2 separate regions of the Homo sapiens genome follow, and region 1 is linked to region 2. Evidence: chromatin loops called from intact Hi-C (ENCODE). Cell type or tissue: breast epithelium. All regions are shown on one strand. Each heading gives the region's core, and the rest is flanking DNA. Links, peaks and the distances in the headings are about the cores only.

Region 1 (16,334 bases), core at 3,884-11,883, 130 kb before region 2:
AAAAAGCATTTGACAAATTCATCCTGTCATCATAATAAGAATGAATTACGAATAGAAAGAAACTTTCTCACCTGATAAGGGCACCCATGAAAACCTCACAACTAGCATTATACTTTGTGGTGAAAGACTGAATGCTTTCCCCTGAGATCAGGAACAAGACCAAGAACAGTGTTCTCATCACTTCTGTGTAACAACAGTGCTTTCAGCCTGAGATAGCAAGAAAATGAAATAAAAGGCATTCATGTGGGGAAAAAAGTAGTAAAACTATCTCTATTTGCAGGTGGCATGATCTTGTAGAAAATCCAAAGGAATTCGCTAAGACTCTATCAGAACTAATAAACAAGTTCAGCAAGGTTTCAGGATACCAGATCAATGTACAACAATCAATTGTATTTTTGCACACTTACAATAGGCAATCTGAAAACAAAATAAAGAAAATAATTCTACTTATAATAACATTAAAAACAATAACATACTTTGGGAAAAGTTTTGAAAAAGAAGTCTAAAACATATATTCTGGGCTGGGCATGGTGGCTCATGCCTATAATCCCAGCACTTTGGGAGGCCAAGGCGGGTGGATCACCTGAGGTCAGGAGTTCAAGACTATCCTGGCCAATGTGGTGAAACCCTGTCTCTACTAAAAATACCAAAAAATTTTTCTGGGTGCAGAGATGTGTGCCTGTGATCCCAGATACTCGGGAGGCTGAGGCAGGAGAATTGCGTGAGCCCTGGCGGCAGAGGTGGCAGTGAGCCGAGATCACGTCACTGCACTCCAGCCTGGGCAAGAAGAGTGAAACTCCATCTCAAAATAACAATAATAATAAATAAAACATATACTCTGGAAACTTTAAAGATTATTGAAAGAAATTAAAGAGGACTGAAATAAATGAGAAGACATCTCATGTTCATGGATTGGAAGACTTAAAGTTGGAATGATATTACTCCCCAAATTAATTTACAGATTGGACACAATCTCTATCAAAATTCTAGCTGGCTTATTTACAGAAATTCATAAGCTAATCCTAAAATCCCTACGGAAATTCAAAGTTTCCAGAATAAACAAAGCAATCTTGAAAAAGAAGAACAAAGTTGGAAGACTCATACTTCCCAATTTTAAACTTACCACAAAGCTACAGTAATTGAGTTAGTGTGATTTTGGCATAAGGATAGACATATAGACCAATGGAATAGAATTAAGAGTCCAGAAATATAGTAAGTCTTCACATTTATGGCCAGTTGATTTTTGGGAAGAATACCAAGATAATGCAGTGGAGGGAAGAATAGTGTTTTCAACACATAGTGCTTGAATGAATGGATATCCACATGCAAAAGAAAGAAATTAAATCCCTGTCTCATATAGTATATAAAAGGTCCTATGGTGGGGGAAGCCTGGCAGGTTTGGGAAATAAAAAAGCCAGTACAGCTAGAATGCAGAGATTAGGGCAGAGGATGGTTCAAGACAGAGCTAAAAATTAGGCAGAGTTCAGAATATGTGATACAATGAATGCAAAGACTAGGAAAATGTGGAATAGTGTTAAAGGCCCTACAAAACATGTTTTACTGTGGGGGTTCAAATCCTGGTTCCACCACTCATTAGCTATGTGTCCGAAGCAATCACTTAACCTCTTTGTGACTCAGAGTCTTCATCAAAAAAATAGGCATAACAATGGAATTAGCTTACAGGCTTAACGTAAAGATTGAATGAGTAATAATGGTGTAATGCACCGCCAAAAGAACTAGGCACATGCTGAGTAAGTTATAATTACAGAAATATTTAGTGTAGCTTCTTGGTGTAGTTTCAACTTACTATAGTTTCTGATACTTATTGAGAGCAGGATTAATGTTAGCTGTTACTATTAATATTATTTCCAGGGAGTCTTATTATCTTTGGGTGAGGGAGTTGACACACAGACGTTTCTACATGTAAAAAGAAGCCTGGAGGAACATGGCAGGGACTACCCAGCTTTAGAACTGTTTGGAATTTTGATATAAAAGTAGAGCTGATTACTGGCCAAAGTACTGCTACGGGGGAGTACTTTATGGCTAGTTTGTCCTGAGGTCTGCCTGCAGGCACTACTAAACTGGGTGGGTACAGTCACAGCAGGAATCCTATAACCCTACAACTCAGAGAAGGACTTCATAGAGTAAGGCATTAGCTTCCCCCGAAAACCAGCTATAGTGTCTGATATCCACCCCAGCCTGACACCAGCTTTGGGCTTTAAATCTCATTTTCCCAACAGAGCTGGTAGCAGCTGCCTTCATATTTACTGCATCTCCTCTCCAATGACACTCTCCTCCCAAAAACCACTCTCAGCTGAGAGTCACCATCCATGAGATAGGCCTGTTCAGCATGCTTTTTAACAGATCAGAGGCCAGGTTTTGCTTTGCTTTGTTAATTGCATATCAAGCTGTCACCTAGAGCTTAATGAAGGGTATGAACATACCCATAAATTATCCAGTTTTCAAAAGCAGTTTTGATATTCCTCTAGGGAGCCTCTTTATGCTCAAATGAGCATGCAGTATTTTGCAAAAGTAAGCATTCCAAGGGAGCTGTTAATTATTTGAACCTAGAGATTTTGAGTAACTGCAAACAGCAATTGATAGATCCCAGGAGTGGCTCAACATGGGTGATGAATTTACTATTGCTGGTTGGAGGACCCACTTGGGAACCATTTTATTTATTTTTTTATTTTTAATTTTATTTGTTTATTTATTTAGACGGAGTCTCACTCTTTCACCCAGATTGGAGTGCAGTGGCGCGATCTTGGCTCACTGCAACCTCTGCCTTCCGTGTTCAAGCAATTCTCCTGCCTCAGCCTCCCAAGTAGCTGGGATTACAGGGGCCTGCCACCACGCCTGGCTAGGGAACCATTTTAAAAAGCAAGAGTGACCCATTGGATTGTTCCACAGTTCATCAGTGACTTGCTGTGACAGTGATGGGGTGCAATGGGAAACATAGGAGCTTTTGTGTCCTGATGGGAGGCAGAGTCGCCCCTGAGCAATGCTGTTGTTATTGAGAAAATAGGGTGGTGGCAGGAGGGCAACACTGAGTCACAACCACTGAGGGAGTGAAACCTGTGATCAGATGTTTCTGGGGTGTGGGAGAAGGGGACATTTATTCTCAGATCTGCCTCCTCTTTCTACTTTCTCTACCTTTTGCAGGTTGTTCTGCTGATGGTTCTAACTGCAGGGTCAATCAAGCCTGTCCCAAATTCTGAGCCAATCTCAATAGGCAAAGTCAGGACTTTTCAGGCATTTATCTTTTTATCCTTTCATTTATCAGCATGCACATGGAGACAGGCATTGTTAAGACATAAAGGGTTAAGAGAAGACATAAGGCATGATCTCTCCATTTATAGCTCACAGCGTAGGGCAGGAAATAGACACATATATAACCCTAATCTTCAATTTATTCTTCCAAGTCCTGCCCTGCCCCAGAGTTGGTCTCTCCCTGATTCTGGTCTGCTCAACAGATTCTGCCCCATATGCTCTCCATCCCAGCCCTTTGCTGCCGGGAAGTGATATTGCCTTGTACCTAGGTTCCAAGTTATGGTCCACCTATGGAAGAACTCCCCGCCCCTCCACCCCTGGTCACCACAAACACACATTAGAGTCACTTTCTCAAAATGTTCTAAGTGCCTTTCTGGTGCTTGGAACAGACAGAGCTGGCAGTGCTACCTAAGTGGAGAGCTGTGATCCCAGATGGGACCTGTGTGGGCCCTGTCCTTGCTTCGTCCCTCAGGGTCACTCTCTGACCCACTACCCCATGCGTGGAGTCAACCAGATGCCCCCTTTCCAGGAAAGTGACCTGGCAATCTGATTGTTCCTGCTGGCTTGCACAACATTTCTTTTGTGTGAGATTGAGCTGCAACAACATTACCAACATGCTGATTCTGAGTGAATCTCACTCCTATACCACAAAGGGTGACTTCGTGGCTCTGGGCTGCTGCTGGCCCTCAGGCTTAAGTTGCATGTGTGCCTGTGCTTAGGCTCCTGCCCACCCATGTTCTGACCACAAAACCACCTCCAGACTATAGACGCAAGGGTGGTGCGTGGTGCAGGCTTTTCTTAGCAGTGCACCCTCCTTAGGCTTCACACCACATAAGTCGGCAGTCCTCCAGGAGTGGCTATGCCTATCTCCTCTGAGGGCTTTTGAGACTAACTGTTGCTGTGCAAGATGGATGAGCTGTCTGACCAATGATGTTCTCTCCTGCCTCCAACCAACGTGGTGACTTCTGTGCCCCTGGATTCCTCTCGAGGTTTGCTGGACCTTGGCAGACATTCCTATGGGATAGATCACTCTTCCTGCTCTGCCTGCCCACAGGTCCTCCTCACCAATCTTAGGAAAGACTCACTTGCTTTTATGTTTCCTCTTCAGTTCTGGTTCATGCAATTGGACCATAGGGTTCAGGGTGAGGAAGAGAGAGAGAGAGACAGAGAGAGACAGAGAGAGAGAGAGATTAAAATGATCTCAGGGAATTAAGTTTTCAGAGTGAGGGAATGGATTTGGTAAGAACACAGTTAAGGAATCAAATTTGTTTTCTTCAGAAAGAGAAGGCAAATGGGTGGTTTAATTCTTGCCCTCAAGGATAAGCAATAATTTTACGCAGGGGATATAGACAAATTATTCTTATGTCTTAAAAGACTAACAATCACAGAACAACGCTTCTACTCAGTGTGTGTCTTCACTCTCCTGATTATAAAAAGGAATCACTAACTTGCTTTATGCTGTTTCACGTTGAGGGAAAGTAATTGAGGTTTTTATGAAAAAAAAAAAAAAAATCCTTGGAGGATTCACATTTCAATCCCAGGCTACATTAGCTCAATTTCTGCAGACCATACTCTAGGCACACAAAATATTCCCACCATTCCCCCAAACGTACATGTTTCTTTATCCACAGCATCTTCTTTGCGTAAAATGGCCTTCTCCACCCTGCTCCCTTTCTATTCTGGCCAATTCCTGTTCACCTGAAACTGTCCTCACAGGATGAACAAGAACTGGACAGAATATAGTTACAATTAAGCATTAATCATGCTGCACTTTGACACACTTCCTTATAGCTGAAAGCCAGATAACACTAGATACTCACCATTTGCATTCCTATTGTTCCTAAAAATAGGGTTTCTGATATTAGTATCTTAAGGCTTTTATTTGGGAATTGCTTAAGATGTTTTTCACATCCGGAATTCCAGCGAAACAGCTGACATCATCCAGTTTAAAGACCCCAAAGAAGAATAAAAACAGCCTGAGAATATGGTTTCTTTATCTCCTTGTTCCATGATTTCAGCCTGCAATCTTACCGATCAACAATCACCACACTTCGGCCCACTCCAAAACTCTTAAAAACCCTAGCCCCAAACTCCTCAAGGAGGCAGATGTGAGGTTTCTTCCCATCATCTTGTCCAGCAGCCTCACAAGTAAACCTCTTTATCTGCTGCAACCCAGGGTCTCAGTGTATTGACTTGCCATGCACATCAGGCAATGAACCTATTACACTTACACATTTTTAAGGCCCAACTTGAAGGCTCGTCAACTATGTGAAATGTTCTCAAGCTGAATCTGAGTCCTATTTCTGCGCTGTTGAACTGCTTTGCCACACTACTGTCTACTCTCTGGGCTGAACCCATTGGGGGCAGGAGTCATATTTCAGTCAGTCAGTCAATCAGTCAGTTCATCAACAAATGATTCTTGGGTACCTATTCTATCCCAGACACTGTGCTGGGCACTGCAAATACCCCCATGAGCAAGATAGACAAGACTTCTCTCCCCTAGGAGCTGGGATCTGGGGTGGGATGCCAACAGATCAAGAGGCAATTGCAAAGCACTGTGAGAAGTAGCAGTTCTGAAGATGAAGAGTGCAGGGAAATACGCCCCAGGCAGAAGGAACGGCATATGGGAATGCTGGTGGCAAGAGAAAACATTCCTCACATATCATTACATTTAGGAGAGAGAGATGCCCAGTATTACCAGAGAATAATACTGTCAAGAGTCTGGCAAGAGATGAGGGCAGAGAGGAGACCAAGGACTGCATTATTCTGCATCTTTTGAGCCCTTTGAGAAGTCTAAACTTCCTCCTAGGAGCAATGAGGAGCCTCTGAAAAGTTTTAAGCAGGGAAATGGCATCTCAGATTCGCACATTGAAAGATAATTCTGGCTGCAACTCAAAGAACAGACAAGCAGGAGATATTACTGGAGGCAGGGACAGCAGTTAGGAAAGACTGATGAGAAGGGATGGTGGTCTGCTCCATAGGGGTACAGCGGGAATGAAGATAAATGGGTACTGGCAGTGGTATCCTGCAGGTAAAATGGATGGGTTTGGTGGCTTATTGGTTATGGCTGCAGGTGAAGGATAGAGGTGGCAATGGAGGGGAAGACTGGGTGGAAGCTCTCAGGCTCCTTTCTTGAACAATGTTTAATGGGAGTGTGTTAGTTTCCAAGGGCTGTCATAACAAAGTACACCACACTCGTGGCTTAGAACAACAGTCATTTATTGTTTCACAGTTCTGGAGGCCAGAAGTTTAAAATCAAGGTGTCAGCAGAGTCATGCACCTTCTGAAGGCACTAAGGAAGGATCTGTTTCAGGCCTCTCTCTTAGCTTTCAATTCAACCCACAAAATGGGGAAAGGTACTGTTATTCCCTAAGACCCCCACAGAGGAAAGCTCATGCAGTAGAACAGGTTTGCCGATAGAGAGATGAATCCTTGAGCTTGGGGCATGTTGAGCTTGGCGAGCCTGTGGAAACCCATGAGAAGATATATAGAAAAGTATTTGATACATTGGGTTGGTGTTTTGGAAAAGGAGGGTATGGAATGGGCTGGGAATATAAACTTGAGAGTCTTTGGCTTATAGGGTGGATAAGACAGTGAACATTTGGGAATGGCCAGACCTCCTGAGGGGAAAGGGAGCAATTCATCTCTGCAGCCCCAGAACCTAGCCCAGGCCCTGCCGTTGCTGTAAAGGTTCAGTGAAAAACTGCCTGATGGAATGAAAGGATTTCTTCAACTTTTCATTAGTTTGAGATAAGAAGGCTTTGCATGGGTGATTGCTTACCCTCCTCTGGCTCTGTGACCTGAAGGGAGTGTACTTTGTGGCAATGAGAAACAAGCATCCTTAGGTTTCACTTTACAGTCTCCTTCAGTGTAATTTAGAAAATTTGCCCAGAGCTTCTCACTCAGCATCTAGGGAAAGCCACCAGGTTGTGCCCATCTCTTGACTTATAAGAACATGAACAGAAGAAAGACATATGCGTCTTGCTTTAGTTTGCAGCAACACTTCCTTTTTTACTTACAAATCTTCACCTTTGCCGTCTGCCCAGCCTTTTCAAAAAACTGTAATAAAGTTTCCAAATAAAGCCTTTTCTGTACCACCTGCTTTCCCCCCACAGCCCAAGACTGATGGTCATTTGATCTTGGGAGTATCTGGAGCGTGTTGTTCTCCCACCTGGCTGTGCTGGAGCAGAAGCTGCTGGGGGACAGTGGGTGGAGCTGTGGAGCAGTGTCATCATCTGCTGGGCAGTTGATCCAGGTTCCTTTGTGCCTGTTGCCTGGTGACACCCAGAGGCCCCTCTCTCAGAGCCACACTCTGGCTTGCTATTGGTCCGGTGGTGGCATTTGTTGACAATAGACACTTCCCTGGCTCCAGGTTCTGAAAGAGGCCTGGGAGCTTTGGTTTCAAGCTACAGTGCTCATTTAAATGCATTTCTTTAACTCTTTGTGTCCCCTTCCAGGAAAGTTCAGCGAGAGTGTGCACCCTGACCCTCTGGCAAGGTTCTCCCCTTCACCCTAGAGTGCAGCTGGACTCAGATGGTTTCTTCTCTGCTATGCTGCTGTGGCAGGACAGTTTTCTTCTCACCTCTTCCTGGGTTTTTTTGTGGCTGCTTAAACAAACAGGCTTTGTCGGCAAGACAAGTCATCCAAGTTGAGCTAGGAAGTAGTTGATATTAGCAAGAGAAAGGTTTGTTTTTAGGATGTCATATTCTGAAGACTATGAAAGACCAGAGCCTCTTCTTAGAGGTCCCAGGAACTGTAGATACAATCTATGCCTTCCTGAAACAGAGCTGGGGCCAGGCACAATAGAGGGGGAGCAGAAGACTGAGGTGACTCTGGGGGAGGTGATGAGGGTGGGAAAGAAAACAGAGAAGGGCTTCTGAATGTCCCCAAGGTGGGCCCTGTTTGATCAGTGAGTGGATTTATGGCCCAAAGGGGTGGCATCATTTAAGGAGCTCAGTCCCCCACTTGGTGAGTGCCTGGCATCTGGGATCCTCAGGCAGCTCCCCAGACACTCCCCATCTGCTTCTTCCTCCCTACCTTCTGGGTACCCTTTAGAGAATGCGTCAGCTGAGGGTTAGAGTATGGATAAGTTGGGTCGAGGCAGCTGCAGTGTGGACCAGAAGCTGCCCAATTCTGGCTGGTTCCTCGAAGAACCCACTCAGATCTTTTTTTTTTTTTTTTTTTTTTTGAGACGGAGTCTCGCTCTGTCGCCCAGGCTGGAGTGCAGTGGCGGGATCTCGGCTCACTGCAAGCTCCGCCTCCCGGGTTCACGCCATTCTCCTGCCTCAGCCTCCCAAGTAGCTGGGACTACAGGCGCCCGCCACTACGCCCGGCTAATTTTTTGTATTTTTAGTAGAGATGGGGTTTCACCGTTTTAGCCGGGATGGTCTCGATCTCCTGACCTCGTGATCCGCCCGCCTCGGCCTCCCAAAGTGCTGGGATTACAGGCGTGAGCCACCGCGCCCGGACCCCACTCAGATCTTTTAAACCTGGTACTGCTTGTAGGAATATACAGGCCCAGACTCCCGGCAAACTGCCCTGCCTATACTCCACACCTCGTACCCTCTCTCTCCTCCCACCTAGAACAAAACCACTTTTAGGCAGGGAAGGCAGAGGCTCTTGCAAAGACCAAGCAAGGGATGAGGGAAACCTGATGAACGCTTCCCTTCCCTTCTGTTGAGCCTTGCAGCCAACTGCCCAAGCTCTAGCCTACACTCCGACAGGAGGCCCCAAGGGGACCTCAAAACAGGAGAAGACATTCTGAGGCTTCTGAAACTGTGTCATCAAGATTAATTGACCTATGTCTATAGTAGCCAGTACTCCAGAGCAAGTAGGGTTTGGAGCTGGGGCAGAAGTTCCAGGTCCCTGTGACTGGGAGACATGTGCACCAGGTCCCAGTGACCCATGGGTCACAGAGATTTCTGCTAAGCCTCCCTGGAGCCCAGTGTCCCAGTTGTCTCTGTCTGAAGTGCGCTGTTGTGTTAGATTCATCAAGAGGGTCCCTCCCTCCAACAGGGCTGCGGGTCCTATTTACACAGCTTCTTTCATTGTCTTTTGTTTTTTTGAGACGGAGTTTCGCTCTCTTTGCCCAGGCTGGAGTACAATTGCACGATCTCAGCTCACTGCAACCTCTGCCTCCCAGGTTCAAGCAGTTCTCCTGCCTCAGCCTCCTGAGTAGCTGGGATTACAGGCATGTGCCACCACACCCAGCTAATTTTTGTATTTTTAGCAGAGACGGAGTTTCACCATGTTGGCCAGGCAGGTCTCGAAATCCAGACTTCAAGTGATCTATCCACCTCGGCCTCCCAAAGTGCTGGGATTACAGATGTGAGCCACCACATCCGGCTTAGCTTCTTTCATTTTCTCAGGTCCTCTTTCTGCCAGCAACAGTTGTTCTGCAGTGTTTCTAGTGTGACTCCTCCTTGTGCATGCACCCGAGTTCTGAGAAAAAGAAGCCATTTATCCCCAGTTCAGGTGCAATATGTCTGCTGAAAACATGGTAGTATTTTGCCATCATCAATTTACTCATCCATTTGAACTAAGAGCCAGTCAGAAAGGTTGGGTGCAGCCAGGCTTTAGTTCTGTTTTGTTTTTGCTTTTGTTTTTCAGAAAGAGGAAATTGGCACTAATTTGAGCACAATTGCTTGCAAACATTTTACTGATTTTTTGTTGTTTTGATCTTGCTTATAGGAATTATTGAGAAAAGAAAAATCTTGGGATGATAAATATGGTAAGATCCATTTAATATTAAAAGTGAAAAGGAGGTGGGTTTCACAGAGAGTAGACCAGTGGTCTTGCAATCAATTCTGAGAAAGATTCTGAAACAAAAATTTTAAGATATTCTATTAAGTCCCTAACAAAATACCAAGCTCGGTGGTTTCAACAACAGAAGTTTATTGTCTCACAGTTCTGGAGTCAAGAAGTCTGAGATCAAGGTGTCAGCAGGGTTGCCCCTCTCCTAGCTTCTGGTGGTTTTCTGGCAGTCTTTGACATTCTTTGGCTTGTAGAAGCATCACCGTGCACTCAGCCTTCATCTTCACATAACACTGTCTGTTTGTGTGTGTGTGTGTGTTTGTGTCCAAATTCCCTCTTTTTCTAAAGATACTAGTCATATTGGATTGGGGTCCACCCTACTCCAGTACGACTTGATCTTGAGTGCTTACATCTGCACTGACCCTATTTCCAAATAAGGTCGCATTCTAAGGCACTGCACCTTAGGGCTTCAACTATGAATTTTGGGGGAACACAACCATAACTGAGAGCTTTTGAGCATTTGGTAAAACAACCAGTCATTTCTAGAAACCAATCTGAGCACACTAAGAACAAACTGTCAATCTAAGCAGATTGCCTACTGTCGGGGCTCAGAACACGATACCCCAAAGTACGGTGCCTTTGGGTCTTCATTTCTGAATCCTCTTGTATCACATAAAACTTTGATTAAGCAAATCTGTCACGCTTTTCTCTTGTTAACCCGTTTTTTGTTGTAGGAGCATCGGCCATGGCCCTGACTATGGGAAGGAAAGGTATCACACTTTTTCTGCCCCCACCCACTGTCCCAGGGTTAAAGATGAGTAACTAGATTTACATGACAGAAGGAAAGGGGCCAAAGACCAAGACCACACCAAAGGGTGATGTATGTTTGTCTACTTAACTGTAAGGTCTAATTTCTCATGTGTTTCAGGATCTCTAAAATCCAGAAGTGAAATATCTTGGCAAGAAAATTAAGCCCCAAGTGGCTTCAACATTTGGCCTGGTGGTCAAGGAACTGTCATAGTTACTGGGATAACAACCATTATACATCCAGGGAGGCTGTTCTCAGAATCTTTCATAATTAAATCTCTAAAGCTGGGAAAACAATCTCCTATCACTTTCTTTGTCATCATACCACTTCCTTTTAATTTCCAAGCCTCATTTGCACTTCTTCCCACAGTGTCTCTCTGAGCGACAGCAAATCTCTGCGTTGGCCAGGAATAACAGTGCAAAGCAGTGTGGGTGGCAGGGCCCTAACACCCAAGCCTGAGCCTCCATTTCCCGCCATTGTTCCCTCAGTCAGGCTGGGGCTGTCCTGGGGAGAGTTTTTCCAGATAAAACTGTCCTGGTTGGCTGCCAGTGATTCAGACAGGTTCACAGCCTCAAACCTCCTGATGGGTAAGCAGTGATTCAGACTCCAATCCTGCTTCATCTCTCAGGCTTATCGCTTATCTCCAGCTGCCAGGAGACAGACAATGGGGGCAGAGAGGCATTTTGGCTGAGCCAGGCCTCAGGTAGCCCCAAGGGATTTGAGAGGCCTCCAGACAAGCAGACTCAGGCACTCTCACCAGGTCACTCTCTATTTAAAAAACACAAAGTCTATGAGTTCCCTTGAGAATATAGCATTTCCTGCGACCTATGACAGCAAAAATGGACATTTCTATATCTGTTGATTCATTCCTTCTTCAGAGCTGCTGTTTCAAGTAACCCAGGACTTTGGGTGAAAGTATTTAGGGCAGTCGGGACTCCAAAGGACCTTGCAAAAGGTGAATTCTTGTCCCGCCCCTTCCCAACTTCATTTGACTTTAAAAGTAACCCTAATACTCTCATAGTAAAACTGGCGAAATCTAAATAAACTCTGGATTGTACCAATGTCAGTTCCCTAGTTTTGATGCTGTGCTGTAGTTATGCAATATGTTACTACTGGGGATATTGAATGAAGGCTACTTTTTTTTTTTTTTTGCAACTTTCTGTGAATTTGTAATTATTTTAAAGTAAAGCTTTTTTTTTAAGTGATCTTAATGGCTCCCCCAAACCCAGTCACTATATCTTGTCTTTGAAAAAGTCACATAGCAGAATTGCTGAAAGTATAGGCTTTAGGCCAGACAGACCTCAATGCAAAAGCAGCCTTCACCTCTTGGGCAAATTACTTAATCTCTTTGAGCTTCAGTTTTCTTATCTAGAAGATGAATCTGATTGCTTCCCTGATGAGTGAGTATGAGGTGGGTATGAGGACTAATGAAGTAACTCATGGAAAGCACCTGACAGAGTGGATGATAAGCACTCCCTTTAAAACTGTAATCTATTTATTTATTTATTTTGTTTTTTGAGATATGGAGTCTTGCTCTGTTGCCCAGACTGGAGTGCAATAGCATGATCTCAGTTCACTGCAACGTCTGCCTCCCAGGTTCAAGCGATTCTCCTGTCTCAGCCTCCTGAGTAGCTGGGATTACAGGTGTGTGCCACCATGCCCAGCTAATTTTTGTATTTTTAGTAGAGATGGGGTTGCACTATGTTGGCCAGGCTGGTCTCGAACTCCTGATCTCAAGTGATCTGCCTGCCTCGGCCTCCCAAAGTGCTAGGATTATAGGTTTGAGCCACCATGCCAGGCTAAAACTGTAATCTATTGAATAGAGGAGCCTGTATGTGTTTCCAACAGAGGGTCACAGGCTCAGAAAGTCATGTGTGTAGCTGAAAGAATTTTTTTAGTGGCCTCAGTGAGTCAAAAGGGTCCACACCTGGACATGATTCAAGTATGAGTCAAATGCCTATGGAGGAATTATTTGAATTCTGTCCTAATTTCTTTTTCCCTATAAATTGTCCACATTCCCAAGTTTTCTAATGTGGAACTAGACTAAACCATTGACATGACAGAAGCAGAAGCATTCCATTTCCAATCCTAATAGGAATGGCTCAAGCCTTCCAGCCAGGTGCCTGGGGCAGGGGTGGGACAGGAGGCAGAAGAGGTTGAAAAGTATTGGGTGTATTGTCCCCTAACTCATGGGTGGGAGCTTATTAAAGGAAACATATGCTTGTGAAATATACCAGGTACCTACACTCCAGGAAGAGAAAAGTCACTTTGTTCAGGGAAGCCTCTTGGCCATCTATCACTGATGCAGGATTTTTTTTTTTCTTGGTGCTGCTTCACCAGACAGAGACCTCTGCAGCCTGCATTGTCCCTGCCTGGGCCCCACTCAGATCTGGGCTCACCGCAGGAGGTACCCCATGGCTCCAGCCCTCCTGCTGCTTCCCATTGCTGAGGGTGGCTGCCTAGTGTTGGTGGATGGCTACAGTGTTACAGCAGCTCCTTTGGCACCTGCCATCCAGCAGGTCCCAAGTTCTTGTACCATATCCAAGAAGAATGAGATTATTTGGACAACCAGAGAGTGAGAAGGGTGGAGAAGAGTTTTATTGAGTGACAGAACAGCTGTTAGCAGAAAGGGGACTCTAGGTGGGTAGTCTCCCCAACCCAAAGGTGAGTGGTTCCCCTGAAGTGTGGCTGAGTCCAGGGCTTTTATGGGCTCAGAATGCAGGTGTGCGTGCTGAATGGTTTGTGAGTATGCAAAAAAGGCTAAAACTAAGGCACCACCCAAAGATGGGCACAACAGTGTAAAAAACCAATTAGGGAAAGATAGGTACTTGTAAAATAGGTGATGGGTGGGAATCAATCAGAGGAAAGTGTGCCAAATGGGAAGAGAGGTTCTTTTCTGGTCTGTGGATTTATCTGAGACTAGTAGCTTGGCTTTCAAGCTTTAAACTGTCTTTGTTTTGGAGGTCAGGTTTCACTGGGGAAATATCTGCCTAGGGATTTGTCTGCTTCCTCCTGCTATCATCACCTCCTGGAGATTCAAGAATAGGTCCAAAAGCTACTTTTTGTAAGGCCCTTTCTGGCCCTCTTCCCTCCACAAGCCCTGTATTCCAGACACCCCGGTTACTCATCGTTTCTCAGACACCACCCAGCTTTCTCCAGCCAGGTTGTCCAGCTACCTGGAAAGCCCCTCCCTCCACCCACTCCTTCAGTGCCACTCCCCTCTGCCTTTTTCATTCCACCCAATTTTCAAATCTTTCACCAAATGCTTTATCTTCCTTGAAGCCTTGCCTGAACCACCATTCAGAGGTGGTTCAACTCCTTTGAACTCTCCCAGCCCATGTTTGTCTCTTCCTCACAGCCTTGAACATATTAATTCAACAAAGACCTACTGTGTTCTATGGACCAAGCTCTATGCTAGGCTCTGGAGATGCAATGGTAAACAACAGAGTTGGGTGTGTATGTGTGTGCACATGTTGGGGTAAGAATGAGGGCAGAGATGCTAAACAAAATAGTTGCACAAAAACATATACATATACAAATTATAAGTACGATAAAGGAACAAGGGATAAAAAAATTCGAATGTGTACTTTAAAGAAGGATCTAGTTTAGAAAGGGAGACCAGGAAAGGCCTTCCAGAGGAATGAACATTTCAGCTGAGGCTTAATGGATCAGTGAGTTGTCAGTTACCTAAGAGAAGAGATGGGCCAAGGGCCTTCTCTGAAAAACAGGGGATGCAAAACCCACAAGGCCAGAGGAGGATGGGGTGTCTGAAGAACTACAAGGAGGCTAGCATAGCTGAAACAGTGAAGAAGCAGAGTGGAGTGCGAGGAGGCAAGAGAGTGGCAGGAAGTCCAATCACATGGGGCCAGCAGGTCGTGGTAAGCATTTCGAATTTCTTCCCAACTGTAAGATAAATCATTAAAGGCTTTTAAATCAGTACTATGGTCTGAATAATGGTTTTAAATACTTCTATGGCTACTATCTAAAAAGAGAAGCAAAAGTAAAAATGGGGCTACCAAGAGGAGGTCATATGATCTCCACATGAGAGATGGTGGTGGCAGTGGGAGTCGGGAGAAGAGGAGGGAACCTAGATCTAGATCTACTTTGGGAGCCTGAAATTTTATCGGATGTAGACATGAGGGAGAGGTAGGTGTTAAAGATTACTCCCAGATGAATGGCTTGGACCATTCATCTGGTGGATGAACCTGCCTCCCAGTGAGAAAAGCCATGCTGGAGGAGTAGCAAGTCTAGGTGGAAATGTCCAAGGTGCAATTTAAGACATTAGATTGCAAGTAGATAATGTCAATCTACTTGCAATGTCAAGTAGGCAGCTGGATATATTGATCTAGATCAGAGAGAGGTCACTGTGGGAGACATACATTGGAAAATCATCAACTATAGATTTAAGTCTTGTGAATGAATGAGATAACCACAGTGTGGAAAGGAAAGAGAAGAGATGAGGTGGGCAGAGAACAACATACAGGACAGCGCCTTGAAGAACCTAAAGTTTTTCTTTGATTTAAATTATCTCTGCCCCTTGAGGGCAGGAACAATGTCTTTGTCAAATTTGTTTCTTTTCTGTGCTATCTCAGGGGTAGGCAGTGAATCTAAATTAAGGAATTTTACTGGGCTCAGAAGTAACATTGTAAGTGCTCATATGAACTCATTCAACAAACATCGATTGAGCAGCTACTGTGCAGCAAGTACTGTGGCAGAAAATGAGGGTAAAATATGAGTAAGATGTAGTCTCTGCTGCACTCAGGGATCTCCCAGATTAGTGAGGGGAAGGGATAAGAAAAGAGATGCCAACATCAGTGATACCTACATCTATAACAAAGAGTACTCTAGAGGTACTAGGTACATGCCTAGAGATTTCCATTTATTTTTCACATAATACTGAAATTGACTCAGTACTGAATTTGACTTAAGTTATTTGCCCAAGGTCACATAGCTGGCTGACAGCGGAGCAGAAATGTGAACTTAGACTAGCCTGGCTCCAATTCTGTGCTCTGGACATCACCCCTGTGGCCTGTTCATAGCATGTCTTGATGCTTTTTCCCTGCCCTGCCCTTGCTGCAGAAACTCCTGACCTGCCTGCTACAAACATAGTTCCCTGGGACACCCCTACCCACAATGTGGAGAGCAGAGAGGCCTTGCTTGTGACAAGAGCTGATGTCCTTTAGCTTTTCCATGTCCCCTGCCTTTAGTGAGCCTAAAATCTAGGAGAAGAGGTCTGACACATGTGCATAAATAGCCATGTTATAGGAATGACAAGTCCGTGACATGGTCCACATTTCTTAGACAATGTCATCTGCCATCTCTCCTGTGCTCTGGTAGCACTTTTTTAATCCTTGACAGGTTCCATACATTGAATTGTACTTATGCACACTTTTCGGTTGTGAGGGCCTCCAGAGCTGTGACTGCGGTATAATTTTATACATCCTGTGTATTTCTCAAATCGAGTCTCTTCATTTCTCAGGCAGAGATTACCACCTTCATGTCT
Region 2 (16,334 bases), core at 4,480-12,479:
ATTTTCATGACCACACCATGGTAAGTAGGTAGTAGTATCTCAGTCTAAAAATAAGGAAACTGAGGTTGGGTGAGTCATAGGGTTGAATTCCAAACCTAGGTGTGTGCAGTTCTAAAGATACTTTCTTCCACTGCTTCTGTTGGACAATAGATTTTGCCCCTTTTGTACCAGCTCCAAAGGATAGTGACCGCCTGGATCTCGTGTTGAGAAGACTGAAGCCTCATCCAGGTTGACAGGGAAAGACAAAAGGATGTCTTGCCAAAGCTTGCCAAGGGGGAAAGTGGCAATCCACACACCACTTATTTCACATTTCTTCAGGCCTGTGCCTGGGGCAGTTCTAGAGGTTTCCCAGGAGAAGGACAGGTGCACCAGGGAGTCTGGCTATAAAGTTTGTACACTAGAATCTGTTGGCAGATTCTGTTGCTTAAAGTTGAGTTTGCATTCATACTTTATATCTGAAGAAATGGGAAGTTAGGGAGTTAACCACTGTCTATTGGGAAGTGATTCATGAATCAGAACAGGTGAGAATGTCAGGCTCTGAAATGAACAGCACACTTCTGTATGGAATGTACTGGGGCAGCATACCTGCCTTCTTTCTCAGATCAATGTTGACACACTTAAATTTGTGAATAAGGCCTTCCAGGATATCTTGTTTAGGAAGAACCAGTTCACTTGCTAGTATCTAGGCTTTCTAGGTATCACGAGGGCTTTCTGTCAAAGCATAAACAAGCAGTGAGAAATCATCAGTGTTCTCTCTCTGAAGAGAGAGACACCAGGAAAGGAGAGAGGGTAGCAAGTTAGCAGGCATGGAAAGCTGCTGCTTTGCAGATGTGTTCATCAGGCATAATCCTTAGCTGGATGTTAGACAGTACCAGAAGTTGCATGGTGACTTGTCTGATGGTTGCAAAGATATTGGTCCTCATGTGGGATTATTCAAGATATTCAGAAGGGAAGAAGCTGAATCTGGTTACAAAAGGTGTTCCTTAAATACGTAATGAATGAATGAATAAACAGTTCAATGGAAATTGGGGCAAATTAAGGATTCAGTAGATGTGAGGTGTATTTGTCTCATGTCCTCATCTGATGAACATCTACCATATTCAGTTGTCTAGTGAGGACTCTTTTAGTGTAGAAACCAAGGAGGCACATTTGGGGTTCATTTAGAGATGGGGTATTTGGGGCTGGGGGGAAGCCAGCATATGAATGATGGGCTTCACCAGGAGACAAAGGGCATCTGTCTAAGGGATGGATGCTGAGGGTGGACCTGGCAGGCTGAGCAGGTGAAACTCTTCCATTGGAGCAGACTGTGGGTTTATTTGAGCTTAAGAAAAGGAGGTCATTCCCAAGAATGAATAGCAGTGGATTTGTAGACTTTGAAATTAACAGATCAAAGACACCAGATCTCTGTAGAGAACTTAATATGATCTCTAGATTCTGAAGCTCCAATTCTCAGCCCTGGCTGCACCCTAGAATCACCTGGGAGCTTTTCAACCCTACCACTGCCAGGGTTTCTCCCCCAGAGCTTTGGATTCAGGCAGTTCAGAGTGAGGCCCTGGAATCAGTATTTTCAAAAAGACCTCCAAGTGGCTCTGAGAATATCACTGCAGTTGAGACTGTCCACTCTAGACATAACTCAAAGCAGGCAAATTTTCAGGATTCCATGGCTAGACTATGACATTTCCAACAACCTCAAGAGAGACATTTTAGGATTATTCATTCATACTGTGTGCATCCTTGGTTTCTCACTAGCCCCTGTTCTTAAGGCCTGGCAGATTCCCAGGTGACTTCTATCCATGAGAGTGTCCCAAGAAGGGCCACTGGGAAACACACTTATAGAGAGTTTGGATTATGATCCCAAAAGACACATTCCTGAATGCCATCATCCCCGAGGTTGAAATCCTGAAAGATCAAAATTTCTAAAGACTAAATCCTTAACATCTAAAATCCTGAAAATCACAATCATAGGATAGTTGCATCATGTTAGGTGAAACTGTTACCTTGTTGTGGTCTTTATTTGGAAATTAAGTATGGTTTAAGGAGATGCATATAGTGCCAAGTTGACAGGGATGGATTTATTGACTTAATTTGAGATGTCAACTTGACTGATTAAGGAATGCCTGAAACCCTGGTAAAGCATTATTTTGGGTGTGTGTGAGGGTGTTTCCAGAGGACTGAGTAGACTCGGTGAGGAAGATCTGCCCTTGATATTGGTGGACACCATTCAATTGGCCAACAATCTGGAGATAACAAATATAGAAGGCCAACTGGTCTCTCTCTGAGAGCTGGGACAGACTTTTCTTCTGCTGCCTTGGACATCAGAACTCCAGGCTCACCAGCCTTTGCACTCCAGTACTTAACAGCAGCGGCCATCTGGGTCCTGAGGCTTTTGGCCTCAGAGAGTAACACCATTGTCTGCTGTGGTTCTCAATATAAAAACATTGAAACTTCCTCAATAAATGAACAGATTTCCTTTTTGTGTATCTGCATTTGTGAAAGACCAAAATTTCTTGAGATCTTGCCTTTTTGGGCCACTGCATATGCAGTGGTGACCTATAGAGGTTTTTGATTGATCTTGTCAAAAGACAGGTTGTCCATCACAGTATTTCGGATGACTGGAGTTATAAAGCTAGGTACACACAACTACCAACCATCATGATACATGTTTATACACTTTGTTTTTGGCATATTGCCTTATGAATACAGTTCATCTGCTTGTAATTGTTGTAATCATGTGACTGTTGTTAGAATAGCTGAGTGCTTATGTTTGCAAAGATATATATGTTATTATTGCCAATTTTATTGTGTAAATTGGCCTCTGAAGTGCTCTGTCAGTTTTTATATGGTTCTCAAATAAATCTCCCTTAAAAATGTAAATAAATGTTTTAAAGATAATTTCTTCTTATTTTTTCCAGAATTATATTTTTGGGATTTTGATCTTTCAGGATTTCAATATTTGGGATGGGTCTTTCAGGATTATGATCAACCCCCTATGTGGAACCATACTGGGGAAACTATGAACAAGAATAAAATCTCAGAAGCCTGGGATTTTGACATTGGAGGCAAAGGAAAATCACATCAGAGAGCCCTGCTCAGTGCAAAGAGCGCTAGGCCGGGTGCTGGAAGTGCTGACTTTCACTCATGACTGCAGCTGCCCCACTGTGATCCTGGGGAAGTGACCACTGTGATCACTGTGGGTCTGAGTACTGTCATCTGTTCACTTCCATGTCCTTCCACTTCTGTGACTCTGTGAGGCTAACTCTGTTTCTATTTTTTTTTTTTTTTTTGAGACGAAGTCTCATTCTGTCGCCTAGGCTGGAGTGCAGCGGTGCAATCTCGGCTCACTGCAACCGCCGCTTCCCGGGTTCAAGCGATTCTCCTGCCTCAGCCTCCTGAGTAGCTGGAACTACAGGTACACACCACCACACCCGGCTAATTTTTATATTTTTAGTAGAGACAGGGTTTCACGATGTTGGCCAGGCTAGTCTTGAACTCCTGACCTCAAGTGATCCACACCCGCCCCCCCCCGGTTTGGCCCCCCACAGTGCTGGGATTACAGGCGTGAGCCACCACACCCCGTCGCCTAACTCTATTTCTAAAAGCTCTGCCAGTTGGAGATTTCTCTAGCCCACTAGAGTTTCTGGCTTTGGGGGACAGGGAGGGAAGGGAGGGGAAGCTGTGTTATAAGAAGAAAGTTTAAAAAGTAAGCATAAATTATTTGAGCTTTTAAGAGACATTAACAAGCTACCATACTGAGGGTATTAAGAACACTAAAATTTGTTTGGCTTTGGATAGGGAAGCTACTGAAATTGAAGAAGAAAAGATGGGACTGAATGAGCACTCCTTGGGTTGGAGAAAAACCAACATGATCATTATCTAATCATCATCATAATAATGATAATGGACATTTGTATAGCACTTGGCAGTTTACAAGTTACTTTCTTATAATAATAATTACCACTATATGGTACATTACAGTAACAAATACTTTTTAGGGCTTTACCCCGTTCCACTGTAAAAGTTGGTATTAGTGGAGGATGTAAATAGACTTATCTACATGATTAAGGAACTAGGAGGAGTGGAGGTTCAACACCAGCAGTTGGACAGCAAACATCTTAGAAGACCAGGCACATCTTCAGCCACACCCTTGGGTTCAACTTGGTGGTCTCCTGGTTGGGGTCAGGAGCAGAAGTGGGGCCATGGCCTCCACTTCCCTTCCTGGGCAATGTGCCTTTCTTTCATCACCATGGAGTCCTTGCCTTTGTTTTGTTTCTCCTTGTCATTTATTTCCATTAACATGCAGTGGTTTTTGTCCTTTCTCTTCCCGATTGTCACTTTCCTCACCTAGATAGAGAAGAACCAGCCCTCACCTAGCTCACTAGTCTGTATCAGGCTCAAATGAGGTGATGTATGTAAAAAGGTTTTGAGACGTTAAAAAGCACAGTCCAGAAATACCTGAAAGCATGTAAACTCTTACGATTTGGGGGCTTAGCAGGACCAGGAATTTGATCTCATTGCCTCCAGGTCATATCATGACCCTCTAGGATCCCTCCTCCCTGTCACACATCCCTCTATGGGCACATTGATTCCAGGATTTCCAGAGTACATCAGGGCTGAGCCGACCTCATGGCCCTCGTGGATTGTCTCTGATATGGTTTGGCTCTGCGTCCCTACCCAAATGTTATCTTGAATTATAATCCCCACATGTTAGGGAGGGACCTGGTGGGAGGTGACTCAATCGTGGTGCGGTTTGCCCCATGCTGTTCTCGTGATGATGAGTGAGTTCTCACGAGATCTGACGGCTTAAAAGTGTGGCACTTCCTACCTCACTCTCTCTCTCTCTCCTGCTGCATTGTGAAGAAACTGCTTGCTTCCCTCTCACCCTCTGCAGTTTCCTGAGGCCTCCCCAGCCATGCGGAACGGTGAGTTAATTAAACCTCCTTTCTTTATAAACTACTCCGTCTCGGGTAGTTCTTTTTTTTTTTTTTTTTTTTTGGAGACGGAGTCTCATCTGTTTCCCAGGCTGGAGTGCAATGGCGTGATCCCGGCTCAGTGCAACCGCCGCCTCCCGAGTTCAAGTGATTCTCCTGCCTCAGCCTCCCGAGTAGCTGGGATTACAGGCGCCCGACACTATGCCCAGCTAATTTTTGTATTTTTAGTAGAGATGGGATTTCACCAGGTTGGCCAGGCTCGTCTCCAACTCCTGATCTCAGCTGGTCCACCCGCCTCGGCCTCCCAAAGTACTGAGATTACAGGCGTGAGCCAACATGCCTGGCCCTCAGGTAGTCCTTTATAGCAGTGTGAAAACGGACTAATACAGTCTCCCTGGTTTCTCACAGTTTTCTTCCATTTCATTGCTCTGTCCTTGTCTCACCTGAGTTGGGTATTTCCTCAGAGAATATTAAATATTTTTGCTGTCAATCTAGAATTGTAATTAGATAAGTTGGCAGCCAAAAGAAAAGAAACTTCATGAATTATAAAGCCCGATATTAAATGAATTTTTTGAACATTTGGTAAAGTTTATACCTTGTCTGGCTTCTTTGTTCCTTTCTCAAAACAATGATTTTCTCTTTCAAATATCTTATTCTCCGTTAAATTTTCATTTACAACCAGAATGTGGCTTTTTTCCCTAGTCTGAGAGTCCTGACATCATCTTAACTAGGGAGTTTGTGGTTATTTGTAGCCAGGGACTAATGAGCAACAACAACAAAATGTCAGAAATACTTAGAGGATGAAACAGATTATTAAATTCTATTTTGTTACTAGCATGTCCATAAATTAATCTACCACCAATTTTAGCCATACATTGAAAGTCAGTAACCTTGTGAAATCCATGTAACTCAGTTTTCCAGAGAAAAAGATAATGTTTACTAAATCAATCACTGTTTGTTTGTTTGTTTGTTTATTTTAGGCCAGATGCAGTGCCTCATGCCTGTAATCCCAGCACTTTGGGAGGCTGAGGGAGGATTGCTTGAGGTAAGGAGTTCGAGACCAGCCTGGGCAATACAGTGAAACCTCATCTCTATAAAAACTTTTTTAAAATTAGCCAGGTGTGATGGTGCACACCTGTGGTCCCAGCTACATGGGAGGCTGAGCCAAGAGGATCTCTTGAGGCCAGGAGGTTGAGGCTGTAGTGAACTATGTTCATACCACTGCACTCTAGCCTGGGTAACAGAGTGACACCATCTCAAAAGAAAAATTTTGATGAGAATTATTGGAATAAATCTGTTAGTTATGATACATATGGAGAGAGAGGGGGAGAGAGATAATTGATTATTGGATTCTCTTTGTTTTAGAATTTTATTTATTTATTGACAGAGTCTCACTTTGTCACCCAGGCTGGAGTGCAGTAGTGCGATCTTGGCTCACTGCAACCTCCATCTCCTGGGTGCAAGCGATTCTCCTGCCTCAGCATCACAAGAGCTGAGATTACAGGCGCACACCACCACGCCCGGCTAATTTTTTGTATTTTTAGTAGAGACGGGGTTTCACTATGTTGGCCAGGCTGGTCTTGAACTCCTGATCTCTAGTGATCTACCCACCTCAGTCTCCCAAAGTGCTGGGATTACAAGTGTGAACCACTGTGCCCGACCAGTTTTAGAATTTTAAATGTAGTTATAAATAAAATGGGTTCTTGCCTAATTTTGATACCAAGTTAATTCCTTTTTAACAGAAATATTTTTTAATATAGTGTACTTGTACTTTCTAGCCTACAAACAAATTTTATTTGAAATTTTTAAAAAGCAATTTAATACTAATACTTATTGGGCACTTGTCAACCATTAACCACAGTACTAGGCACTTTGCACCCATCATCTAATTTAATCCCCACAACCCTGTGAAATAGACTTTTTTTTTGAGACGAAGTCTCGCTCCTGTCACCCAGTCTGGAGTGCAATGGCGTGATCTCGGCTCACTGCAACCTCCACCTCCCGAGTTCAAGCAATTCTCCTGCCTCAGCGTCTTGAGTAGCTGAGATTACAGGCACCTGCCGCCATGCCCAGCTAATTTTTGTATTTTTAGTAGAGACGGGGTTTCACCATGTTGGCCAGGCTGGTCTCGAACTCCTGACCTCAGGCGATCCACCTGCCTTGGCCTCTCAAAGTGCTGGGATTACAGGCGTGAGCCACCGTGCCCAGACAAAGTAGACATTTTTAATCAGGTTGATTGAACATTAGGATACATTTTCTACCAATAATAGCAACCATTTCTTGAGAGCTAACTGTGTGCTCGACACTCTTCCAGGCACTTGAATTTTCACTTAATCTTCACCATAACCCTGAAAGTGAGGCTTTATTCTCCCCAGTTTCCAGATGAGGACCCTAGGGTTTAAGATGGTTAAGTGAATCATCCAAGGGCATAGAACGAGTGAGTGGCAAAGCTAAGCTAGCCTTGGTCTTCTGCTTCCAAGTACAGAGGATCCATGCAACCCCCAGATCAGTACCAGCCCACTGAGTTTATCCACTCAGTCATCAGTCTGCAGCCCAGGAGCTAAAATAATTCATCCCAGTCATTTCAAATTTTAAAGTTCTTAATGGAGGAATTACAGTCACGTGTGCCTTAATGACAGGGATATGTTCTGAGAAATGCTTCATTAGGCAACTTCATCATTGTTGTGCAAACATCATATAGTGTACTTACACAAACCTAGATGGTATAGCCTACTACACACCTAGACCATATGGTATAGCCTATTGCTGCTAGGCTGCAAAGCTGTACTGCATGTTACTGTATTGAATACTGCAGGTAGGGTAGATGTAACACAATGGTAAGTATTTGTGTATCTAAACATACAAAAACATCATAGAAAAAATGGTATTATAATCTTATGGGACCACTGTTGAATATGTGGTCTGTCGTTGACTGAAACATCGTTATATGGTGACTTGACTGTATTTACAAAGCAGGGTAAAGGGAGCAAACACCAACAGACTACCGTATACGAATCCAGTAAAGAAACAGAAACAGAAACCAACTAACATATGAACAGAATCTAACAGAATGCATTGATTCGTCAGGGACACCGACTTAACATCACATGGTAGAAGACCTCTACGACAGCTCCCAATAATCTCTGCCTCCTGGCAGTCATGCCATCATATAATCCTCTTGTGCATGGAGTAGAATATAACAAAAGTGATGGGGTGTCAATTCTGAGATTAGATTGCAAATGAATCTGGCTTCCATCTTCCTCACCCTCTGTTTCTCTCTCACTTGCTTGCTATGATGGCAGCCTGCTTCCATATCGTAAACTGCCTTGGAACCAATTACCACTACCAGGGAGACAAACTATTGCTTAGAGGATGCTGACAGGAGCAGCATGCCAAAATTGGAAGAAGTAAGTCTCTTCCTCTTCCTCCCATCTACCTTTCCTTTAGTGCGCCTATTCACAGAACCAGCTGGTAAAGGAGTGATGTGATTATAGAGTCCCAGCCCCAGCATCAAAACACAGAGCATAGAAGGATGGGCTTGCAGCTGAGAAATCATAACTGACCATCTGGTCCAGTCCACCCCTTTGGCCCCTCATTACTCATATACACCCTTCTATACACACTTGAACTTCCATACAACAATATGGTTTTACGTCTCTGCCTAATAACATGCAACTAGCCTTTGTACAAATGTACTCTTACCTCTCCCAGAGAAAAAAAGACAAAAAGACACAAAATCCCAAAAGTAATTGTGTTCATTTCCAGATGACAGTCACAGTATCTGTCTCTGGGTGACATGAATATCAGTCTCGCCTGATCATTTAGTTACAGTCCCATCTGAACGTTCTGTGATCTAGAGGCTAAATTTTAATTTTGTATAAGATGTTTGTATCAGTAGTATTTACCTTAGTGAAAAATAAGAAACAAATCAAGTATGAGGCAATGAAAAACAGGACATTGGCTCATACAGACCTGGTTTAGATCAAATAGCTCCACAGATAGTAAACTTGAGTGTGCGTCTTCAATATTGTAAACCTCAGCTCTTGAATGTGCAAATTGGAGTCACAATTCCTATCCCACAGATAAATTAAAGAGTGTTCTGCTGAATGATAGTATGCCTGTGAAGTACTTAAGAAAGTCCTCAGTCAATGGTAGCTTTTGCTGGCTAGTAAAATTGCTGGTCAAAGGATGTCAAAGGAGCTTCCCAGGTAAGGGGATTCTTGAGCCCCTTAGCAGTTGTGGAAATGAAGAAAGCACTTTTAACACAGTTGATCATTCCCATCTTCCTCCGTACTTTCTTCATTTGGCTTTTGGTGTTTCACTCTACTAAAGACTATATGTTAAAGTTAAGTTAACCACCACCAATACGTAAATAAATTATAAATCATAAGGAGGAAGAAATAGAGAGAAGACATGAGTATGTGTGTAATAATACATGTGTAAATAACACGTAAGGAAAAAACCATGCATAGTTTTTAACAGTCCTTGTTTCTTTAACTGATCACCAGCAAAGTTGATATTTATAACTTCTTTCCTCCACTACTCTTTCCACATTTCCTTCCTTTGTCCTCTGCCAGGACATCAGCTGATGTGGGTTCTTTACCTGGCAGAATGATCATTGCTTTCACTTCTAAAGGGTTGGGGTCTTTCAGGTTCTGCCTATTTTTCCATTAAGTATTACTATTGGACCTGGAGGTACTAATAGGCATCCCTAAGCATCCCCTGGGTTCCAGACAGTCCTCCATGCCCTCCTTGTATGGCAGCAATCCAATTTCTCCTTGGTAATCAAAACTAACCACCCCAGCAGGTAGAATAACTTCCTTCTTTGCCTTTTAATTTAGTGGCCTGAGGAGCCCATAATGTTTCAATTGAATGGGTTGTGTCCCCTGGTGGAAGCATTCTTCCTTTGGGTACTCAGACCACCAAGACATCAGAACAAAGTTCTATAAGTATGTTATTACGTCAATAAGTGAGAGGAGCCATTTCTGCTTTTACCCCTTGATACTTTGACCTCTGTATTTTGTCTATGGGTACAACAGTAACATATATCGTATGCTGATTCAAAGTATATACTGCATCCTGTAAAACAGCACCCTAAATTTTCACAGTGTTGTCTCTCAGCTGGTGCCACGAATAGGTCTTCAGCAGGCTGTTCCATTCCACCATTCTGTCTGGCCCACTGCTTCTTACAAGATTAAGATAGCAGATCCCATGGGTGTAGGTAAGACCCATTGCCTCACTTATTTTGCTATGAAACATATTCCTTGATCAGAAGTAGTGTGGAGAAAACCATGACAGTCAATAATGTATTTTGCAATTTCATGGAACTGAGACAATAGCCTAGTATAGGGCATAATTTGCATCATCTGGAAGGCATTAGCACCCCTAGGCATGAAAGGACAAGGGGAAGAAAGATTGTTTCTGGGCCAAGTAAGAGCTAGAGACTCAGAGGAGGTACCTCCCTCCTACCCACCCTGGCAGGAGCTATGGCCACCAGGGACACAACTATCGCCTGAAACATGGTGCGGAAGTAGAGAGGAATCAGGAAAGAAGAAATACTTCAGTCTCCTTCTCCTGCTGCCCTTTGATCTCTAGCCAGTGCCTCCCTTTGTCTGAACCCAAAGGGAACCAGAGGGCAAAAAAGCTGTGGTGATGCTTCAGAGGGGCCAGGCTCCCAGAGCACAGAGTAGAGCAAAGGAAGGCAGGGAGTGGACATGGGTGGGGGTGGGGACCACCCTGCGAAAGAATTATTCGGGCAAATGAGATCTGGGCGGACTTTCTGGTAACTTTGAAGTCCTAAGTAGAAAACTGAAGGGGTTAGGGTTTCAATTAATATGCTCATTTCTTCTCTGTTGGAAAGTGGACTGGAGCCGGGAGTGAATGGCTGGCTGCATAGTTACTGTGGAAACCAAAGATCTGAAGGGGCCCTGTCACCCTTTGGACAAACACCGGCAGACTGGCGTGCATGTCTCCCAGGGACCAGGGACATTACTGCGAGTGATGTGCCAATCTGCAGTAGGGTGATCACATTCTAGGGATAAAACTAAATTTAAAAAATATTTACATTGGCAACTTGTCATTTTGGAAAGGGCTCAAGATCCAGAGTCAGAAACCTCTGTAATAAATGAGGAGCCTTCTGTTTCCAAGATGGAGAAGGGATGGGGAGAACGGTAATACCCACTTTGCAGGAATGGCAGAGGGATGACATGAACATACTCTGACATGAAGCTAGTGCTCAAGAATTGGTGGTTGTTAGTAATAAAACTGCATTTCAAGCAAGATTGAGAAGAAAGACATCCAGAGAAAATAGAAAAATGATGATATGAAACAACACTAAGGTTCTAAAGGGCTATGTTCCTGTCTTCTTTATCTTGGCAACCCTGGCACCGAGCCTAGGCCCTAACAAGGAGCAACCACTCACAGCTGATGAACGAAAATGACACAAAAACAATTCCAATGGGGATGAGGCCCCAAGGTCTGAAGCAGATGACCACATGTGGGATGGAGTTAACAAACAAGCTAAACTTGGAGTTTTAATTTAAGGATGCAAATACAATCTCATTCACATCTTTGGGATCTGAAGGAATGGGATTGAAGCTTAATATTGTTAGAGAAGCCTGAGATTGTGCAAAGAAAAACAGTTCATGAAAGACATGGACATAGAGGCCCTATATTTGAAGGTCTAAACACTTCTGAATCTAAGAGTAAGTACCCAGGTGGAGAGTAATGTAAGATAAGAGCATTACAGGACTGTATAGGAGTACCCCTGGGGCTACTGGCCCAGGGAGTCTGTGAACTGTTATCAACATAATAATTGCTAACATTTATTAAATGCTCACTACATGCCAAGTGCTTAAGGTAAATCACCTTTTTAGGTTCAACGTCAACCCTGTCAGGTCAATCCTATCATTCAGATTTTACAGATGTGGAAATCAGGGCTCAGAGAGGTTAAATAACTTACCTATGGTCAGCCAGCAAATAAGTGGTGGAACCAAAATTTAAGCCTGGGTCTTATGAATTTTGAGTGATGATCCTGGCCTCCTGGTATTCACACTGTGTGGTCTCCTACCCCATTGTTTGTTGGACCAATCGAATATGGTAAAAGTGACGACATGGCACTTCCAAATCTAGGTCCTGAAAGACATGGTGGTTCCTGCCTCTCTCTCTTGGGTCACTCTCTCTGGGGAAGATGACTGCCCTGTCATGAGAAAAGTCCCAATTGGTAGGGAACTGAGGCTTCCAGTCAACAGCCAAGCAAGGAACTGAGGTCTCTTGCTAAGCCACATTAGTGAGCTTGGAAGTGGATCCTCTAGTACCAGTCAAGCCTTTGGATGACTGCAGTTCCTGCTGTTATTCCACTTACAACCTCATGGGATACTGTAAGCCAGAACCACCAGCTAAACCACTCCCAGATTCCTGACTACAGAAACTGTGAGCTAATAAATGTTTGTTGTTTTAAGCCACTAAATTTGTATGCAATTCATTATGTTGAAATAGATAAGCAATACAATATTACAATAGCAACACAATCAGAAGCCTAATGTGTTTCTCAAAGTTCCAAAGTTTCTAATCTGGGCCTTGAAGGTTGAATGGAAGCTCACCTAGAAAGAAGAGCAAAGGACATAGCATGTGCAACAACTGGAGACTGCACTTCAGCATTTGAGATCCTTTAAATAGAATGCTTCAGCTGTGAGAAGAGTATGTGCAGGAAGCAGAAAGAAACGAGTAGATAGGTGTTGCTTATGTCATGTTAAGATGTTTGGACCCTGTACTGTAGGTAATAAGGAGCTGCTGACCAACATAATAATAAGCCAAGACAGTGAGGAGGATAGACTTTAAAAAAAACACATATAAAAGCACAGAGATGAATGCTTGTTAGGAGGCTGATGGCACTAGTGGGAGATGTTGAAAGTGTGGGCAGGGATGGGGGGAGCAGAGAGGAGGGGGACAATACATGGAATTGAATGGGCAGAAATACAGTGAGTTCAACACAGAGAGGAGGCCAGGCACAGTGGCTCAGGCCTGTAGTTCCAGCGCTTTGGGAGGCCGAGATGGGAGGATTGCTTGAGCCCAGGAGTTTGAAACCAGCTTAGGCAACATAGTGAGACCCCGTCTTTACAAAAAAAATAATAATAATAAATAGAAGAAATTAGCTGAGTGTGGTGGCACACACCTGTAGTCCCAGCTACTTGGGAGGCTGAGGCAGGAGGATCACTTCAGCCCAGGAAGTTGAGGCTGCAGTGAGCTGTGACAGAGCCAATGCACAACACCTGGGTGACAGAGACCCTGTCTCAAAACAAAACAAGCAAAACAAAACACAGGGTGGGTGGGGAGGAGACATGTGAGAGAGAGAACAGAGACAGAGACAGGGACAGACAGAGGTATGGCATAGATGGAGAGAAGTCCTTCACAAGGGACACTGATTTGTTGGTATTTTTATTTTCAAGCTGTAGACCAAGACCTGGAATTAACACATCAGAAGATTCTATGAGGAAACCCATTTAAAAATAGGATGCATTTTTTTCTTTTCTGCACAGGGAGAAAGTTTAAGCTCTCCTCACTATGAGTTTTCAAGTATAAAAGACTTTTTCTTCCACGATTTTGAGAACAACTGAGGACTCTTGTGACCAGGACAACAGGGAAGCTTGCAGCAAGATAGCTCCAGGTTGGATTCATGCTTCGCACCCCAAGGGCTGCCAGCCAGAGAGGAGGAGAAGCAATCACTCCTGCAGTTTCTGAACACTACACAGACGCCAGGTAGCTTCTTCAGGAGAACAGCCCTCTGAGGAGGCAGGAAGAGGAGGCTTATCTTTCAGCAGCCGGAGCTGCTGAGATCTCTGGGCAGATTAAGCTCTCTCTAATGGATGGGCTCCAGCCTGGCACATTCAGTGGAGAGGGATCCACTCATCCATCATCAACATAATATGGTCCTCCCTGCACTTCACAGTGTCCTCTTGCTATTGAAAAGGCTTTTTTGCCTTCTCAAGTTTCTTTGTCAACAGTCTACAGGAAGAAGCTCAGGCCGCCACCGGCAGAGGTGAATGCAAGCTCACGTTTTATTTCTGACTGCTTAATCATTGCCTCGATCACTGCTCAAGCTCTGCCTTTGTTTCCAAAGGTTACCTGTGGGAAAACTTCTTTTTCTATGCTGAAATTAATAGGGAGGCAAAGATGAGTCCACTGATAAGCAGAGCCTTAAAACTCACATAGAGAAACAACTTTGCTGGAGTGTGTGTGAGTGAACCACTAAGGAATCAGATAGTGTGATGGCAGTTATCATTGCAGGTTAAGACATTTCTACAAATATTTCGACATCTCCATATACTCACTCCTTTCCCCCCTGAGTGGAGAGACTCAGCTACCAAGAGAGGAAGCTCAAAAAAAACAGAAGCTTCAAACAAACAACCAACCAAAAAAAAAAAAAAACTGTGGGTTCATCAGAGGTGGTAGGGAAGACAAAAACATGGGAGGAGCAGCTGGGCACGGTGGCTCAAGCCTGTAATCCCAGCACTTTGCGAGGCTGAGGTGGGTGGATCACCTGAGGTCAGGAGTTCGAGACCAGCCTGGCCAACATGGTGAAACCCCATCTCTACTAAAAATACAAAAAATTAGCCGGGCGTTGTGGTACGCACCTGTAATCCCAGCTACTCCGGAGGCTGAGGCAGCAGAATCGCTTGAACCCAGGAGGCAGAGGTTGCAACGAGCCAAGATCGCACCATTGCACTCCAGCCTGGGCAACAAGAGCGAAACTCCATCTAAAAAAAACAAACAAGCAAACAAACAAAAAACACGGGAGGAGCAATAAAAAGGAATCCATGCTTTGATTTTTTTTTTTAGTGAGAGGAAGGGAAGGCTGCTGCCTCTCACTTCTCCCTGTTTTGTTGTTCTTTTAAGTAGCATGTGTCACTCTGTATATATCCTGTCCATGTGTTTTCTTTTATTATTATTTGTCCACTTGCCTAGAATGAAAACTCCATGGGAGCATGGCTATAGTGTCTTGTTCACTCCTGCCTCTCCAGGGCCTGAAACAGAAGTAGGTAGACAGAGCCTGAAACAAAAGTAGGCAGTCCATAAACTTTGCTGAAGGAATGAGTGAATGAATGAAGACCCCAAGGATGGACCTCAGGAAGGTGAGCCTGGGCAAAGGTTTTCAGTCCTAGTCCATCATGACCACATAGCTGGAATACACTTATTTCACTTTGTCACATGAATTAGAGATTCATTTGGGGAAACAAGCAACTGTTAGAGTTGCAGACATCTCTGAGGGGTAAATGGCTGTTCAAATCTTGCATCTTACCCTGATCCTCACTCTATCTGCTTTCCAAAAACATGGAGCTAAGATCCCAGCACTGAGAAGATGGGCATTCCTAGCAGGGGGCATTTAGGTGTAGACAGCCTCAGTGACTCCTGGGTTTAGGATCAGTGAGATAATCTCCAGTATCTACAGTGGGCAGGTGGAAGAGTGTCTGATGCAAACTGTATCTATTTACAAGCTTTCCAGACAGCTGGGCTTGTGCCTTGGAAATACAATAATATTTGTTTCTCCTCCTTCCTCTTCACTCCTTGGCCTCGTGTTCTGCAGTACTGGAACCTGGGTCAGATTTAGCTACCTCATTCATTCATTTATGAATTCATTTAGCCAGTGATTATGGAGCACAAATTTGTGCCGGAAACTGTGCCTCAGTGTCCTCAACAGGTTCTGACTTGTGAATTCCAAAAGCTTTTGTGATCTACTGGGTAAAACATTGTTTTCTAAGGAAAATGACATGCTGATTGCTGAACAGCATATTCTAATTACCTTGTGGATCCCAGGCCATTCTTAAATTGGGTTTTGTCTTTATTGCCTTAGACTGTTAATGAATTGTTTCCCAGTCTGATTGAATGCTCCTTGAAGACGGACCCGGGTCCAGCCACTGCAGTAAATATTGCTAACTTGGGGGTGTAATTCTGCTGCTTTTGTGGTTGCTGCTTTGCTTATTTTTTTATGTCTGCTGTTTCCTGTGAGATTGTTTCTGTGTTTCATATGTGGATTGATGTTCGGTGAGGTTTATGGAATTTCTGTGCAGCTTGGGTTAAGAGTATCTCTTCAAAAAGGTTTTTGCATTTGCTTCTGCCAACCTTGTTATCAGCTCAAGTTGTTTCTTATGTTGAATTATTGGGGATGACCTCCCCCACACTCAAGTAGTATAAATTAGAACCTCGCTGGGTGTGGTGGCTCACTCCTGTAATCCCAACACCTTGGGAGGCCAAGGTGCGCAGATCTCTTGAGTCCAGGAGCTCAACACCAGCCTGGGCAACATGGCAAAACCCTGTCTCTAGAAAAAATGCAAAAATTAGCCAGGCATGGTGGCACATGCTTGTAGTCCCAGCTATTCGGGAGCCTGAGGTAGGAGGATTGCTTGAGCC

The links. Peaks named below come from ENCODE experiments on the same cell type or tissue, not always from the same donor. Only the 100,000 strongest peaks of a DNase experiment are listed, where the experiment ranks them.
Region 1: a loop joins it to region 2, with 3.0 times the contacts of the local background. A loop is called at or near these places in 3 of 110 quality-filtered maps.

What each region holds. Positions count from the first base shown.
Region 1 is chr11:13,106,238-13,122,571 of GRCh38, reverse strand. LOC105376558 (a long non-coding RNA gene) reads left to right here and starts at 9,591. Exons shown (of 3, transcript XR_931043.1): 1 at 9,591-10,000; 2 at 10,758-10,793; 3 at 10,952-11,069. It overlaps LOC124902635 (a long non-coding RNA gene), which reads right to left and starts at 7,497. Exons shown (of 2, transcript XR_007062599.1): 1 at 7,052-7,497; 2 at 6,473-6,733. RefSeq lists enhancers at 1,355-1,972, 10,842-11,342. In breast epithelium, for the core only: no CTCF peak of the experiment used is centred there; a DNase peak (open chromatin) is centred at 7,521; H3K27ac peaks cover 978 bases.
Region 2 is chr11:12,978,041-12,994,374 of GRCh38, reverse strand. It overlaps LINC00958 (long intergenic non-protein coding RNA 958), which reads left to right and starts at 4,827. Exons shown (of 2, transcript NR_038904.1): 1 at 4,827-4,919; 2 at 13,376-14,841. RASSF10-DT (RASSF10 divergent transcript) reads left to right here. Exons shown (of 4, transcript NR_187419.1): 4 at 1-2,874. In breast epithelium, for the core only: no CTCF peak of the experiment used is centred there; no DNase peak of the experiment used is centred there.